2 separate regions of the Mus musculus genome follow, and region 1 is linked to region 2. Evidence: chromatin loops called from intact Hi-C (ENCODE). Cell type or tissue: heart. All regions are shown on one strand.

The links. Peaks named below come from ENCODE experiments on the same cell type or tissue, not always from the same donor. Only the 100,000 strongest peaks of a DNase experiment are listed, where the experiment ranks them.
Region 1: it touches region 2 in a loop (7-fold over the local background); 28 of 42 quality-filtered maps call a loop at or near these places.

The regions. Positions count from the first base shown.
Region 1 is chr5:125,270,739-125,278,738 of GRCm38, reverse strand. Scarb1 (scavenger receptor class B, member 1) reads left to right here. Exons shown (of 13, transcript NM_016741.2): 13 at 874-1,652. Among named protein-coding and RNA genes, the nearest start is that of Gm32585, 22 kb to the right of the region's middle. In heart, CTCF peaks have their summits at 303 (motif pointing right), 4,994 (motif pointing left), 7,018 (motif pointing right), 7,947 (motif pointing right) and 1 weaker place; DNase peaks (open chromatin) are centred at 4,738, 6,088, 7,018, 7,808 and 1 weaker place; H3K4me3 peaks cover 1,003 bases; H3K27ac peaks cover 2,519 bases.
Region 2 is chr5:125,364,289-125,372,288 of GRCm38, reverse strand. Gm40323 (a long non-coding RNA gene) reads right to left here. Exons shown (of 4, transcript XR_868514.1): 3 at 1,839-1,927; 4 at 861-1,545. Among named protein-coding and RNA genes, the nearest start is that of Gm40324, 6.5 kb to the left of the region's middle. In heart, CTCF peaks have their summits at 717 (motif pointing right) and 3,465 (motif pointing right); no DNase peak of the experiment used is centred here.

The sequences.
Region 1 (8,000 bases), 94 kb after region 2:
GATTAAAGGCGTGCGCCACCACTGTCCGGCCTTTTACTTCTGTTTTTTTGTCTGTCCATTTGTCTGTCTGTCTGTGTGTGGTGAAGCCAGGGCCTTTTGCTTAGTGTAGTCCACCTCTGAGCTTCACCCCAGCACTTCCTGTTTTACTTCTGAGTGAGACTATCTGGAATGCTGGGGTGCTGTGTCGGGGGTGGAGGAGTGGGATGGGGGGTGCTCGTTGGCTTTGATCCAAAGAGAAGACGCCTCCCTGCAGTTTCCTTCCCTGCCACTAGGGGGATCGGTATGGGGGTTGCAGGGCAGGGGTGCCCAGTGTTCTTAAACCCGGCCTTCCATTCATTTTCCTAAGTTGGGAAGTCTTTTCAAGTCAGAGTCTCCCAACTTACCAAGCCATCCTTTCCTGTTCTGCACCCTTTGCCCAACATCCTACTGTCCCTAAGGCCCGAGGCCACCATTACAGCAGTCTGGTGAGAGTGTGTCTCTCTTACCTCTATGAACAAGAGCCAGTTTTAATAGCTGTTCCTGGCCCGTCAGGTGACAGCATTTTAAACATGTGGGCAGACATTTAAGCCATTCCTAGTTTCTTTGTGCGGCGGTGTTATCTACCCACTCCGGACTCTGCCCCCTTCACTGTAACAGGCCAGTCTCCCTGGCCTCAGTTTTCCCATCTCTAAAGGGAGAGGTTGGAACCAAGAGACCTACATGACTGAGGAGTCCCCGTGTCTATAGAGTGGCATCTCTGGGTTCATGGCAGACAGGGCTGGATGTGTCAGGAAGTGGTTTCTGTGCTGGTGGGATGTGCGGTGGGACTAGGGGAGGTAGGCAGGGCAGGGCTAGGTGACAGGCTTGTGACTCAGCTTCCTTTTTTCTCCACAGGGTCCTGAAGACACTATAAGCCCCCCAAACCTGATAGCTTGGTCAGACCAGCCACCCAGTCCCTACACCCCGCTTCTTGAGGACTCTCTCAGCGGACAGCCCACCAGTGCCATGGCCTGAGCCCCCAGATGTCACACCTGTCCGCACGCACGGCACATGGATGCCCACGCATGTGCAAAAACAACTCAGGGACCAGGGACAGACCTGCTGCCAAGTGAGCCTGATGGGCCACAGGTGTGCTCTTCTAAATGGCCTGTGAGCCAGGCTGTGGGAACTCTAGCTGCTGTCAGCCCCTCCTGTAGGAGCTGGCCCTGCCCAGGCTCCTGACTTCCCTCAGGAAGTCTTTCTGTCTTTCTCCATCAGTCTGAAAGCCTTAGTTCCCACAGAGGACGGATCTGTCACTCCTAGGGGCTGGGCATATGTCGGCCTCTTGTGCCAAGGCCAGGCAAGCAGCTCCAGGTCCTGACCAGTTTGCACACACACTCTGGAGCTGTATCTGGCGCTTTTTCTATCGTCTCTGCTATGTCACTGAATTAACCACTGTACGTGGCAGAGGTGGCAGGCCCCTCAGGGTCCTTATTTTTCAGGCATGGGGTCAAAGCTAGAGGTATGGGCCGTCTACACCCCCCCGCCCCCCGGCATCTAGTGTACCTCACCAGAGGGTATTCGGAGGCCCAGCATCCTGCAACCGACCCCTTTTTTCTACTGGAAGAGAAATTTTATCATCTTTTGAAAGGAAGTCATGACTGAAGCAATAAACCTTTTCACTGATTCAACAACACTGGCTTCTGTGACTGTTTTCTGGGCAGGGCTGGGTCTCCAGAATCCAGGCCACATCAGTAGGTGTTCCCATGACTGCCAGCGAGTCTCCTGGTGTGAGGCCAGCACCGGCCACTAGCCATGTTTCCACCTCAAGGCTAATGTGGTATGTGGCTTGGATGCACCAGGACAGGCTAGCTCTGTCCTTTCTCTGTCCCGTGGAACCTTCTGGGCCTTCCAGCAGTCTGTGTCCAAGATCAGAACATCCTTGTGACCCCAAGTGACAAGCCTGCAGCGTCTGGGGGAGGGCTGGAAGGGAGGGTCTAACTTTTGTCCCAAGTTCAAGCAGGGGTTCTACCTGGCATCTCTGAGAGTAAAACCATGTTTTGCCCTTAAGGGACCCACTAGGAACTGGGCAATAGATTTTCACTGTGAACATTAAAAACTACATAGCCGGGCTGGAGAGGTGGCTCAGTGGTTAAGAGCACCGACTGCTCTTCCAAAGGTCCTGAGTTCAATTCCCAGCAACCACGCGATGACTAACAACCATCTAATGGGATCTGATGCCCTCTTCTGGTGTGTTTCTGAAGACAGCTACAGTGTACTCATATAAAATGAATAAATAATTAAAAAAAAAACTACATAGACACTCACTCGGTGGTTGTAATGGTCTTCACCCTTCCCTTTCTTAGAAAAGAATTTGAATTATTGTGTGTGGGTCCATGCCATGGCATAAGTCAGAGGGTGAGCTCTAAGAGTTGGTTCTTTTCTCACCATGTGGGTCCCGGGCATCGAACTCAGGTCCCCAAGTTTGGCAGCAAGCTCCTCTAGCTGCGGAGCCATCTCGCTGGCCTTGCACTTCCTTAATGAGCACTGTTCTCTACCTGCCCTGGAAGCATTGAAAGTTTCCTACCTCATACTATAAACTGCATTATAATCGTGAGACATAAACTTCTATATAAGGCAAACATTTTTAGTCTTGTAAGACGGGGTCTAGCTTTGTAGGCCAAGCTGGGCTGGACCTCATCATCCGCTTGCCTTCTGCTCCTAATGCTGGGGTGACAGGCACACCCTCACCATAGCCAGATTTCTTTTTTTCCAAGACAGGATTTCTCTGTGTATCCTTAGCTGTCTTGGAACTCACTCTGTAGGCCAGGCTGGCCTTGAACTCACAAACCCACCTGCCTCTGCCTCCGCCTCCGCCTCCGCCTCCAAGTGCTGGGATTAAAGGTGTGCACCACTAGGCTCAGATTGTATTATTTCTAGGACTGAGAATAACCAGCCTTTCTGGGCTACCCAGGTTGGTTGTAAACTTCTGGGCTCAAGGAATCCTCTGGTCTTAGCCTTCTGCGTGGCTGGGACCAGAGACCTCTGTACCTGGGTTCCTGTGACTTTCCTGAGCTAGTGTCTGCGCCTGCTTCTACTGCACACAGACAGAGGACAGGGCGACTCAGAGGCAGACATTCCTGCTCCAGAGTCTGGAGGCCCAAGAGGGTTGGGGCAGGCTGGCTGGGGCTCTGGGGACGATCCTCCCCTGCCCTGCAGGTGCCTGTGCCCTACTTGGCTTTTATGGGTGTGTGGAAACTCAACCCTGGCCCGGGGCCTCCCCCCACCTTAATCATTTCTTAGTGTTTCCCCGCAAACAGAGCCCCATGGGATCAGATCAGGTCTTCTTTCACTGGGTCTGAGACTAAACACACTCAGCCAGTAACAGTGACGTCCCATTCCACTCTCGTCACTAAGTCCTGTGCAACTTCATCAGCCCGTCATGTTTTGCTGACAGCAGACACTGTCTCAGCTGACCTTTTCTACCACACGTATTTTTTTAAAAGATAAATATTTATTTATTATTATATGTAAGTACACTGTTGCTGTCTTCAGACACACCAGAAGAGGGCGTCAGATCTCATTACAGATGGTTGTGAGCCACCATGAGGTTGCTGGGATTTGAACTCAGGACCTTCAGAAGAGCAGTCAGTGCTCTTACCCACTGAGCCATCTCTCCAGTCCCTGCCACACATAGTTTACGTAGTTTCCTTGCACTCAGAGTTGGCAAATGCATGCGCTTCTGTGAGTTTGAATGCATGGTCCTATCTGAGCACCCGCTGCTCCAAGTGTGTACACAGAACAGGGACTGGAGCTGGGGTCAATGGCAGGCTAGTCACCTAATGTGCAAGGAGCTTTGGGTTGGAGCCCCAGCATCAAATGAACTGGGGGCAAAAGTGTGAGGGAGAGGCAGGAAGATCAGAAGTTCAAGGTCATCTTGCTCTACACAGTGAGTTCAAAACCAGCCTGGGGCTACATAAGACCTGGATGAAGAAGGAGAAGGAGGAGGAGGAGGAGGGGGAGGAGGAGGCTGATTTGGTAGCAAAAACCTTTAATCCCACCACTCAGAAGGCAGAGGATCTATGAGTTTGAAGCTAACCTGGTTTATACAGTAAGGTACAGCCAGCTAGGACTATGTAGTGGGATTCTGTGGAAGGAAGAGGGAGAGGGGGAGGGGGAGGGGAGGGGTGGGGAGGAGGGGGAGGGGGAGGAGGAGGAGGGGGAGGAGGAGGAGGAGGAGGAGGAGGAGGAGGAGGCAGAGGCAGCAGCCCGGTGGTGGTCATACTCTTTTAATCCCAGTCTTGGGAGGCAGAGGCAGGTGGATCTCTTGAGTTCAAGGCCAGCCTGACCTACAGAGTTCCAGGATGGCCCAGGTTACACAGAGAAGCCCTGTCTCAGAAACAAAACAACAGGGGCTGGCAAGATGGCTCAGCGGTTAAGAGCTGAGGTCCTGAGTTCAAAGCAAGCAGAGGTCCTAAATTGAATTCCCAGCAACCACATGATGGCTCACCTGAACAGCTACAGTGTACTCATATACATTAAATAAATTAATTTAATCAAATAAACAAAACAACAAGAAGAAGCTAAACTTGGGGTTCAGATTCCACTTCCCCAGCGCTACCTCCCCCCTTTATCTACACACTGACCTTCCTCTCAGTGTGTAACATTTGGCAGCCGGCAAGCTTTGTCTGTTCCAGATATTCTCAGAAAGAACCAGGCAGTGGGGAGCCTGTCCAGTTGGCTGCAGGGGCTCCTCCCTGCTGAGTAGCGTGCAGGGATCGGATGGCTGCCACTGGTTGTCAGTCATCTGGGATATTTTTACCCTGTGGGCTGACACGCCCACTGATCTCTCTCCACATTTATAGTAACCCGCTTGCAAAAGCTGGTTGCTCAATCTGCAGCCTTCTGGGAACCAATGTGGAAAGGTTCCCCGACCGGTGTGTGTATGTTTGTGTGTGTGTGTGTGTGTGTGTGTAAGAGAGGTCTGTGCTGTGCGGAGGCCCCAAAGCCCCAAAAGTCTAGACCTAGGAAACAGCTGCTTACAGCACCCCCTGCTGGATCTTGGGGAAGGATCCTTTTTGGTTTGGTTTGGCCTGCCTCAGTGTGTGTGTGTGTGTGTGTGTGTGTGTGTGTGTGTCCAGAGATCCTCTTCTTCACCCTCCCTCTCCTCTCCAGGCTGGGATTACAAACACAAATGATCATGATGCCTGGCTTTCTTATGATATTAGGACTTGAACTCAGGTCTTTCTGCCCATTTTCCCGTTATTTACTGAGCTATCTCTTCAGCCCCTCCTTTTTGTTTTTGTTGTTGTTGTTTGTTTTGTTTTGTTTTTTGAGGCAGGATTCCTCTGTGTAACCTGGCCGTCTTGGAACTCATACTGTAGACCAGGCTGGCCTTGAAGTCAGAGATCTGCCTCCTGAGGAATTAAAGGCATTGCCCACATCTGACTTCAAGAATTAAATTATCAAAGAGGAAGCCATGTGTCTGTGAGATTCTGGACTTGTCTGGCCAGTGATATTCTATGAAACCCATGTGACACATGGCCCTTAGTCCTGCAGGCCCTTCAGTGTCCCATCACTCCTAGTTCTTGGAGGATGCTCTCTGTACCCTGTCACCACCTCCTATGCTGCCAGTGGAGGGTGTGTCACCTCTGATCATCTCCAGCCTCAACTAGGCCTCACTTTCATCAGCCCCTCTACCATAGCTCTATCCTAGCCTCCTCTGGGAAGCCCCCCTATGATGGTAAATTATAACTGTCAACTTGACACAGCATGGAATCACTCAAGAAGAAAGGCTGAGGGAGAGAATCCCTCAGAGAGAGATTGTGCATGGGGGCCCATGTGTGGGTATTTGCCTTGATCATTAATTGAAGTGGGAAGACTCACTCTCAGTGTGGGGCAGCACCATTCCCTAGGCCCCGTCCTGACCTGTGTAAGAGTGAAGAAAGCTAGTTAAGCATGAGCCAGCAGGCAGCATGAGTGTGTCCATTTCCTCTCTGCTCCTGACTGTGGATGCGATGTGACTCACTACCGGAGTTCCTGTCAGGAATGGTGACCTCAAACTGTAAGTGAAATGTCCCTTGTTTCTCTGTGGTGCTGTCACCACCGCAATAGAAATGACACTAGGACACCCCCCCCCATAACTGCTCCCTCAAGCTTCCCTCCTCAACACCCCTGGAGTGCTTTTGTACCCCAGTCAATGCCAGGTCGCTTTGGAATAGTTGAGATCCTAACTCTGGTTGTTGGAGCATGTACACACACACACACACACACACACACACACACACACACACACACACACACACACCAGGCCTGGCATTGTGATGGACACTCTGGTCTGTGACCCAGAAGCATGTCCAACTTCACAGGAAATATCTGCCCAACGCCTGCTGCATGCTTGGCACCAGGGTCCTGGGGTGGGGTGCAGGTGGAGGCGCCCAACCGACGCCCTTCCTCCCAGATGGCTTTGCTATCCTGCTGCTTCTTGCAAGGGGCATGGCCGAATCACAGACCTTAGCAACCCCCACCCATTTAAGACAATACACCTGAGAGAGGCAGAGACAGGGGCTTCAGGAATTCAAGGAATAAATGAGCTAGATAGCAAGGTAGAGGCCAGCCTGGGCTACATGAGACTCTTGTCAGACAAACCAAAATGAAGCCGGAGGATTATAAGTTTTGGAACAGCCTGGGCTGAAGGTGAAGCCCTAACTCAGGAAAAAAAAAAAAAAAAAAAAAAAAAAAAGCAATGAGCAAAAGCCAGAGTCTCTGCAGGGGGCGGAGCAGCCAAGGAGGTGGGGGGAACCTCTGTATTCATGTTCACTCCACTGTCCTGCTTTGATCTGTCCCTGGGACATTTGGACTGTCTGACAGGCCGTTCCTGGCTCTCACATGCAGCCTGGGCCTTCTGTTCTTCCCGTAACTACCCAGGAGTCTTTCTGAGATATCATCGACCACAGCTTGTCCTTTAAGCACGCCCTTTAAGCTTTTCCCAACTCTGAAGACAACGCCCTCAATCCTCATCCTGTGCCTAGAGGACCGACTTCTGGGTAATTCCAGTATTGACCACTAGAGGGCGGTTTGCACACGTCGGATGCCCAGTGGCGCCTTTAAGGGCTGGCCAGTGTCCCGTTATTCTTGGGATGTGTCAAATCCGACTTTAACTGTTCACGGGCTGGTTTGGGAATGGCTAACCTTGAGCAATTTTATTTTGTGAGTGTTCCAGAGAGCCTCTCCCACACCAGAAAAATGTCTTTCTTAATCTTTAGCATTTGAAAAGGTCTTAACACTAAGTGGCTTGCTAAGGAGCCCTAAGCTAAAACCCAGGTCTCATGATTAAGATTCTGAACCATGAACAACAGCCATCTGTGCTGCTAACCTCTGTCCCACTTGCTGGGCTGCCTTGGAGCAATTCCCTACATCTCTGAGCTTGCCTTGCCATTGGCAGCTCATGGAAGGGAGCGAATATTAGATTACTGCCATGCAAAACCTCTGGCAGCCTCTATGACGCTAGAACAGGAGATGCATGGCGGTGCAGAACTCAACAGGGTGAGGCAGGACAACCATGACATTGAGGCCAACCTGTATTACATAGCAATTACTTATTTACAAAATAAATAAGAAATAAAAGTGGGTGTGTGCGCAATCTCTCCGGAGATGGGACTACAATAAAAACGCTTGGATGCCCAGCTCCCAGAAAGCAACTATTAGGCACCTGCTATATGCGGAGCACTTTCCACCCTGAGAAGGTGCTTAGGTTCTCTCATTCAGCAAGTGTCCGGGTGGCCACCATGTGCCTAATGCCCTTCTGTGTGTTGGGATCGTGTTGGGCTGGGTTCCCTAGAAGGAGAATGGGAGGCAGAGGCTGGTGGCTAAGGGATGTCCCCGGGTAGAGAGAATAAGCCTAGTAGTCAAGGGCAGCTGTGCAGTAAAGGCTGTCTATGGGACAGAAGTATAACAACCAGGAGCGGGGAGCAGCTTGAAGCAGCTGCAGGTACAGAGAACGGCCACCAGGGGTCGCTGTGGTTCCAGTCACTAGAGCAGAG
Region 2 (8,000 bases):
CTTCCAAAAAAAAACCACCACTCCTTCCCCTGACTTCCATTCTTGGCTGCTCTGAGTCAATGCGAGTGAACTGGTGTCTGTTGGGGTCACAGCCTCTTGACATAGGTGTTGGGACCAGCTGTCAGGATCCTAACAGAGTTACATCTCTCAGGCTTGGAGTGTCTGGGATCCTCCACCCTTTAACCTTGTTTCTCCCTGGACGTCTCCGGCTGGGTGGCAGGGAAAGTTCTTTAGCCTCAGCTCTCTGCTCTTTCTTCCTTGTCCCCACCACCTCTGGTGTCTGTCATCTCTGCCCTCACTGCTTTCTGAACTCTTGCACGGTCTCATCTTGACTTTCTGCAGCCCCCCCCCTTACTATTATTTTATATGTATGAGGACACTGTCACTGTCTTCAAACACACCAGAAGGGGGCGTCGGATTCAAGGGTTGTGAGCCACCATGTAGTTGCTGGGAATTGAACTCAGGACCTCTGGAAGAGCAGTCAGTGCTCTTAACCGCTGAATTATCTCTCCATTTCTCTCCCCCTTTTTAAACATCTCTTCCTGTTACCAACTCAGCACATTTTGTTAGTGATGGAGACTTAAAGCAAAACAAATCAGAACAAAAACCCAAAAAACCAAAAAAACAAAATCAGGGCCAAGACAGCAGAGAGTGACTTTTTAAAAATTAATTAGTTAATCTGTTAATTTATATGAAAGTACACTGTAGCTATCTTCAGACACTCCAGAAGAGGGCGCCAGATCCCATTACAGATGGTCATGAGCCACCATGTGGTTGCTGGGAATTGAACACTGGACCTTTAGAAGAGCAGTCAGTGCTCTTAACCGCTGAGCCATCTCTCCAGCCTGAGAGTGGCTTTTTATTGGTGCTGAAGTTGAACCACCAGCGGGGAAGCACAGCAACATCTCCAGGCAGGATCATAAAGTGGGCTAAATGGCCACTTTACTTAGCCAGAAAGGAGGCTGCTTAAAGGTGATCCGAAGCATCTGCTAAGCCATGGAGGAAGGGAAGGAGGGAGGGGAGAAGTAGACCCTCTTTGGCTTGGGTGTAAACTTTACCAAGGTTGCCGTTGGCTGCGAGATCTAGGGTGAGCCTTCTTAACCAATGGCAAGTGGGGGAGGGCATTCAGAAGCCAGAGTTAATGCTTCAGTGGCAAGCAGCCCTGGTTACTGTACAGTTCCTCTATGCTGTCTGCATGCGGCATGTCCAGATAAGCCAGGCTGTCCTGATGGTTTGCCTAGCTGGATTCTTGCTGGAGAGTCTTCCATGCAAGACAGCCAGGCACCAGGTAGAGGGTCTGACAGCATGCCTGTCAAGCATGCCTGACCACCAACATCTTAGCATATTTATTGGAAAAATAAACACTGAAACTAGTACCTATGGGCTTATAAGATGTCTCAATGGGCAAGGATGCTAGCTGCCTAGTTTCCTAGTCTGATGACTTGAGTCTTCTCATCTCTGGGGACGCCACACGTGGAAGGAGAGAACCGATTTCTGCAAGTTGCCCCCAACTTCCGTGTGTGTACAGAAACAGGCACATAAATGCTAAGTAAATAAATAAATAAATAATAAAATGAAATGAGCGGTGTTCTTATAATAAAGTCCCACTGTTAACCTTATTTAATTCACCCACATTTGTTTGGTATAACAGAGAGAGTTGAGCTTTTCAGTTGTCTTGAGTTGCTAATCACACGTATCTGATAACACGTGGCATGTACACCACATTCAAATGCAGACAGGCGTGGTAGCAGATTGTCGTAGTTAGGGTTTCCATTGCTGTGAACAGACACCATGACCAAGGCAACTCCTATAAAGGACAACAATTGGGGCTCACTTACAGGTTCAGAGGGTCAGTCCATGAAGGCAGGAAGCATGTCAGTGTCCAGGCAGGCATGAGAAGGAGCTGGGTGTTGTACATCTTGTTGTTCTGGGGACAAACAAGAGAAGACAGACTTTCAGGCAGCTAGGAGGAGGGTCTCAAAGCCCACCCCCACAGTGACACGCTTCCTCCAACAAGGCCATACCTCCCAATAGTGCCACTCTCTGGGCCATGCATATTCAAATCACTTCAGTGGTACAGGCCTACCCTCTCAGCACTGAGGAGGCTGAGACAGAGGGCTTCCATGAGTTCAAAACCAGCCTGGATTTCGGAGGGAAGTGGAGAATTGAAGCCTAGTAAGTTAACTGCGCAAAATTAAAAGTAGTTCCGGTTGGGGATGAGCCACGGTGCGGTGTCCTGAAACCTACTCACTAAGCCCCCCAGCAGGGTTCCAGGACATGGTCCAACCAAGGGAAGCAGTACATTTTCCTCCCCACACCTCCTCCTAAGTCTTCAGGGACCCAGTGTTTTATTCTTTTTTTTTTTTTTTTTTTTTTTTTTTAAAGATTTATTTATTTATTATATGTAAGTACACTGTAGCTGTCTTCAGACACACCAGAAGAGGGAGTCAGATCTCGTTACGGATGGCTGTGAGCCACCATGTGGTTGCTGGGATTTGAACTCTGGACCTTCGGAAGAGCAGTCGGGTGCTCTTACCCACTGAGCCATCTCACCAGCCCCCAGTGTTTTATTCTTTATTTCCATCTTTCCAGGTCTTGCTTGGAATGGGGAACGTGATCAGAGTTAACACCAAACATGTTTTACAAGCCACCTGCAGATGAATGCTGGAGCATCCCGACGGAGCATTTTGGAAGAGGCCTGAAAGATGAAGAGATGTGGTACCCACTTCACACCTTAGTTCTTTCTGGTCTCACCCTCTGTCCCTGGAGCTCTGGCACCAAGATGCTGACACTTTGTCTTTTGTGCCTCCTGGTCATGAGTCCCCATCTGCACAGCACAGGAAGCTTTGGGGGAGCTTCTACATTGCATGTTCACTGTCTAGCCAGTGACTTCTGGGCTAGAGCTGGATGCCCTGAGTCAGGAAGAAATGAGGCTGACCTGAGGACTGGGGAGGAAGCACATCTAGAATGTTGTATCCCCTTTGTTTAAATCATACCAATAGTTCTTTAAAAACATAAATATGCATAAATATGCCTGTGACAATGTAGTAATGGGACCTAACAGGAGAAGGGTCCCAGGGCAGCCCTTGCATTTGGAGGACAGTGGCTTCTGGTTTTTCTCCTGCAGGAGCAGGGACACTTCCAAATCCCTAGCCATGCCCCCTGCCACTCTCCCTCAATCACGTGTGTGTGTGTGTGTGTGTGTGTGTGTGTGTGTGTGAAGCAGGTTCTCACTACTTGAGACCACCTTGGCTGGGCAGGCTTGGAATTCTCTCTGTAGACCAGACTGGCCTTGAACTCATAGAGATCAGCCTGCTTCTGCCTTCTGCGTGCTGGGGTTAAAGGTGTGTGCCACCATGCCCTGCCCCCATCTGATTTAAGAAAAATAATTGCTGGTGGATGAGAGGCAAGAAGGTTCAGAGGCTAGAGGTGCTTGCCCACAAACCCGACAACCTGAATTACACCCTAGATGCCACAAGGTGGCAGAAGAGAACCGAATTCTAAGAGCTGAGTCTGATTTATATACGTGAGCTGTGACATGCACCTTGTGTGTGTGTGTGTGTGTGTGTGTGTGTGTGTGTGTACAGACAGAGAGAGAGAGAGAAAGAGAGAGACAGAGATATGCCTATGCCTTTAGATCCAGCACTCAGGAAGCAGAGGCAAGCAGATCTGTGAGTTTGAGGCCAACCTGGTCTACAGAGTAAGTTCCAGGACACTAGAGCTACACAGAGAAACCCTGTCTCAAAAAACAAAACAAAAAAACCCAAAAAACAGAAATAATTAAATAGGGTAGTTTGAGGGCTGTTGTGTCTCGGCAACAGATCTCTTGCTGAACATGTGTGAGGCTCTCTAGAACTGAAAAAAAAAAAAAAAAGCTACATATGGTTTCAAAATGCTTTTCAGTATTACACATAGCCTTGTCTTGTTTTTATTCCCAGCCACAAATATTGCATCACGTGGCTCAACACTGTTCAGCCTGGCAGCCATTAACCACATAAGGCCATTCAGATTAAACTACCCCAGACAAGGCAGTGCCCACCTGGGGACACAGGAAGATCGTGGGTTCGAGGACACTGTGGACTGTCCAGCAAGAACCCTGCTTCAAGAAGCAAACGTACCAAATAGCAAATCAGAGAGATGCCAGCCTGGCATGATGGTGGTGCGCTTCTCTAATCTAAGCACTGGAAGTGCAGGTGGACCTCCGTGAGTTCAAGGCCTGCTTGGTTGACAGGGTGAGTTCCATGTCACCTGTGGCTACATAGTGAAACCCTGTCTCAACAAATAAATGCAATCAAAGCAAAACAAGGGACCCAGGTACCTGAGAGCCCGAGGCAGGGGAGATCATTAGGACCCAGGGGTTTGAAGCTGTGGGGATCAAACAAAGACTCTCTCCCATCCTGAGCCAACCACCCAGCTTTCTTCCCTTTTCTTCTTGACTTCCTTCATTCCACGCCCCCCCCCCGCCCCCGCCCCGCTCTCCCTCTGTCTGTCTGTCTCTCTTAGAGACAGGGTCACCCATTTAGCTGTAGGTAGCCTGTTCTTGAACTCATGGTACTCCTCCTGCCTCAGTTTCTCAAATGCTGGGGTTAGAGGTGTAAGACACCATGCATTTTTTTTTAAACATTCTTTTTTTTTAAAAAAAAAAGATTTATTTATTTATTATATGTAAGTACACTGTAGCTGTCCTCAGATACTCCAGAAGAGGGCGTCAGATCTCATTACAGGTGGTTGTGAGCCACCATGTGGTTTCTGGGATTTGAACTCAGAGCCTTCGGAAGAGCAGTCAGTGCTCTTAACCACTGAGCCATCTCGCCAACCCGACACCATGCATTTTTAAAAGTTTTATATATGGCTCACTAAGTTGTCTAGGTTAGCTGGGATGATGGCCGTGGGCCACTAGGTTCTGTTCCTCTCTCTCTCTCTCTCTCTCTCTCTCTCTCTCTCTCTCTCTCTCTCTCTCTATTTCTCTCTCTCCCTTATTTATTTATTAAGCTTAGTAAGTGAAGATGCTATGCCCCTGTGTGGCCATGGCAACACTAGTCTCAGGCTTCCATACCTCATGAAGATGGAAAATATAAGCCAGGAGCAAGTTTGATTTTTAAAACATACTTGAAATTAAAATAATTTTATTTTATGTGTATGGGTGTTTTGTCTACATCTATTGCTATATCCTGTGTGTGTGCCTGGTGCTCATGGAGGCCAGAAGAGGGTATCAGATCCCCTGGAACTGAAGTTACAGCTGGTTGTGAACTTCCATGTAGGTGCTGGGAACTGAACTCAGATCCTTTGCAAGAGCAGCCAGTGCTCTTAACCTCCGAGCCATCTCCCTAGCCTCCCCAACCCCACCAATTTAAGAGATCTGAGGGACGATGAGATGGCTCAGTCTCGAAGGGCACTGACTGCTCTTCCAAAGGACCCAGGTTCAATTCCCAGCACCCACATGGCAGCTCACAACTGCCTGTAACTCCAAGACATCCATCACACAGACATCCAAGCAGGCGAAATACCAATACACATGAAATAAAAATAAAAATTACTTTTAAAAAGAAGGGAGGGGGGCTGGAGAGATGGCTCAATGGTTGAGAGCACCGACTGCTCTTCTAGAGGACCTGAGTTCAATTCTCAGCATCCACATGGTGGATCACAACCATCTGTAATGAGACCTGATGCCCTCTTCTGGTGTGTCTGAAGACAGCTACAGTGTACTTACATATAATAATAAATAAATCTAAAAAAAAATAAGTGCTTGTGTCTTATTTATTTATTTATTTTTTTTTAAAGATTTATTTATTATTATATGTAAGTACACTGTAGCTGTCTTCAGACACACCAGAAGAGGGAGTCAGATCTTGTTACGGATGGTTGTGAGCCACCATGTGGTTGCTGGGATTTGAACTCTGGACCTTCGGAAGAGCAGTCGGGTGCTCTTACCCACTGAGCCATCTCACCAGCCCCTTATTTTTATTTATCTATTTAATTTTATGTGTATGGGTTTTGCCTTCATGTACGTCTGAGCACCGTGTGCATGCTTGGTGCCCAGAGAGGCCAAAAAGGACATCAGATCCCCTGGAATTGGAGTTGCTGACTACTGGGAGCCACTCTGTGGGTTTGGGGAGGAAAACCTGGGGCCTCCGGAAGAGCATCCAGTGCTCTTAACCACTGAGCCATCTTGCTTGTGATTGTTTTCAATGGATGAAAATCTAGGCACACACACTTTTCTGTCAGATATCTGGGTGGCTTCTAATAATGATTTTACTACTATAATATAAAGCAAAAAAAAAAAAAGGGAGGGGGGCTGGTGAGATGGCTCAGTGGGTAAGAGCACCCGACTGTTCTTCCAAAGGTTCGAAGTTCAAATCCCAGCAACCACATGGTGGCTCACAACCACCCGTAATGTTATCTGACTCCCTCTTCTGAAGTGTCTGAAGACAGCTACAGTGTACTTACATGTAATAAACAAACAAACAAACAAACAAATAAATAAATGTTTAAAAAAACCCTTTTATTTTTATTTTGTGCTGTTTTGGGGATTAAGGCCAGAACTCTCCATGGAATAGGGATGCAGAGGCAGGTGGCTTTTTGTGAGCTCAAGGCTAATTCCACTTCAGTCAAGGCTATCTAATGAGACCCAGTTGAAAGAAGAAAAGAGGAGGAGGAAGAAGAAGAAGAAGAAGAAGAAGAAGAAGAAGAAGAAGAAGAAGAAGAAGAAGAAGAAGAGGAGGAGGAGGAGGAGGAGGAGGAGGAGGAGGAGGAGGAGGAGGAGGAAGAAAAGGAGGAAGAGAAGCAGGAAGAATAGGATGAAGAAGAGGAAGAAAAAGGAGGAGAAAGAAAAGAAGGAGAGGAAGAATAAAAGGAGGATGAAGAGGGGGATGAAGAGGAGGGGGAGGAGGAAGAGGAGGAGGGGGAAAGAGGAGAAGGAAGAGAGAAGGAGGAAGAAGAGGAGGAAGAGGAGGAGGAGGAAGAGGAACAAAACAAAACTTACTCCTATGCCTAGTCATACCTAGATGACTTCTGCCATCTCTCACATAGTCACTGGTCCCCACACCCAGACTACACAGGAGCCTAGAGACTTTGATCCTTGCTTATCTGCTTGTAAAGTAATGGTGTTCCTGATAGTTTTACCTCCAAAGTCACTTTGTGTGTCCTTGAATAAAACAAGAACCTTGCTAATTATCAGTCTTGGCAGAGTCACTCCCAAAGTGGAAATCGTGTCTGGAAGCTGGTCTCGGCAGGGGGACTTTGCTCCTAGGGAGGGTGCCTCACCTTGACACATTGTGTCCTGAAGCACCAGATCGAACTGTGCAGAGGAAACAGGACCTCAAGGGACTGTCTAAGCCTCAAGCCATCTTTTTTTTTAAAGGGTATGATATTTTGTTTAGGAGATCTTGTGATAAAGCCCTGAGCATCTTATTGGTTTGAAGAGACCAGCGAAGGGCTGCCCTTTCTTACCTGCCCTTGTGTGAAGTGGCTGACAGTCCCAGCTCAATTAATCTAGCTGGAGTATGTGACAAAAAAGTCACTACAGTGTCTGTGTCTTCAGCAGCATCATAGTCACAGCCCAGAGTAAAGAAATGTCCTGCCCATCACAGGATGAACAAATAAAAACGTGGTGCCCAGCCACCTGTCCTGTGGAGCCTTGTCAGTGTGACATTGTCGAAGGTCATCTGAAAGGAGAATCTCAATTGAAGAATTTCCTAGATCAAATTTGCCTGTGGACACGTTTGTGGGGGCATTGTTTTGGTTGTTAACAGATGCAGGAGGGCCTAGCCCACTGTAGGCGGTACCATTCCCTAGGCAGGCTGTATATGAGAGCTAGCTGAACAGGAACCTGTGAGTGAGCCAGCAAGCAGCATCCTCTACAGTCCCTGCCCTGCTTTTCCTCAGTGATGGACTGTGACTAGCAAGTATGAGTTGAAATAAATCTTTCTCACCTCTAAGTTGCTTTTGGTCAATGTTTTATCACAGCAAGAGAAGGGAAGATAGGACAGTCCCCACCCCCT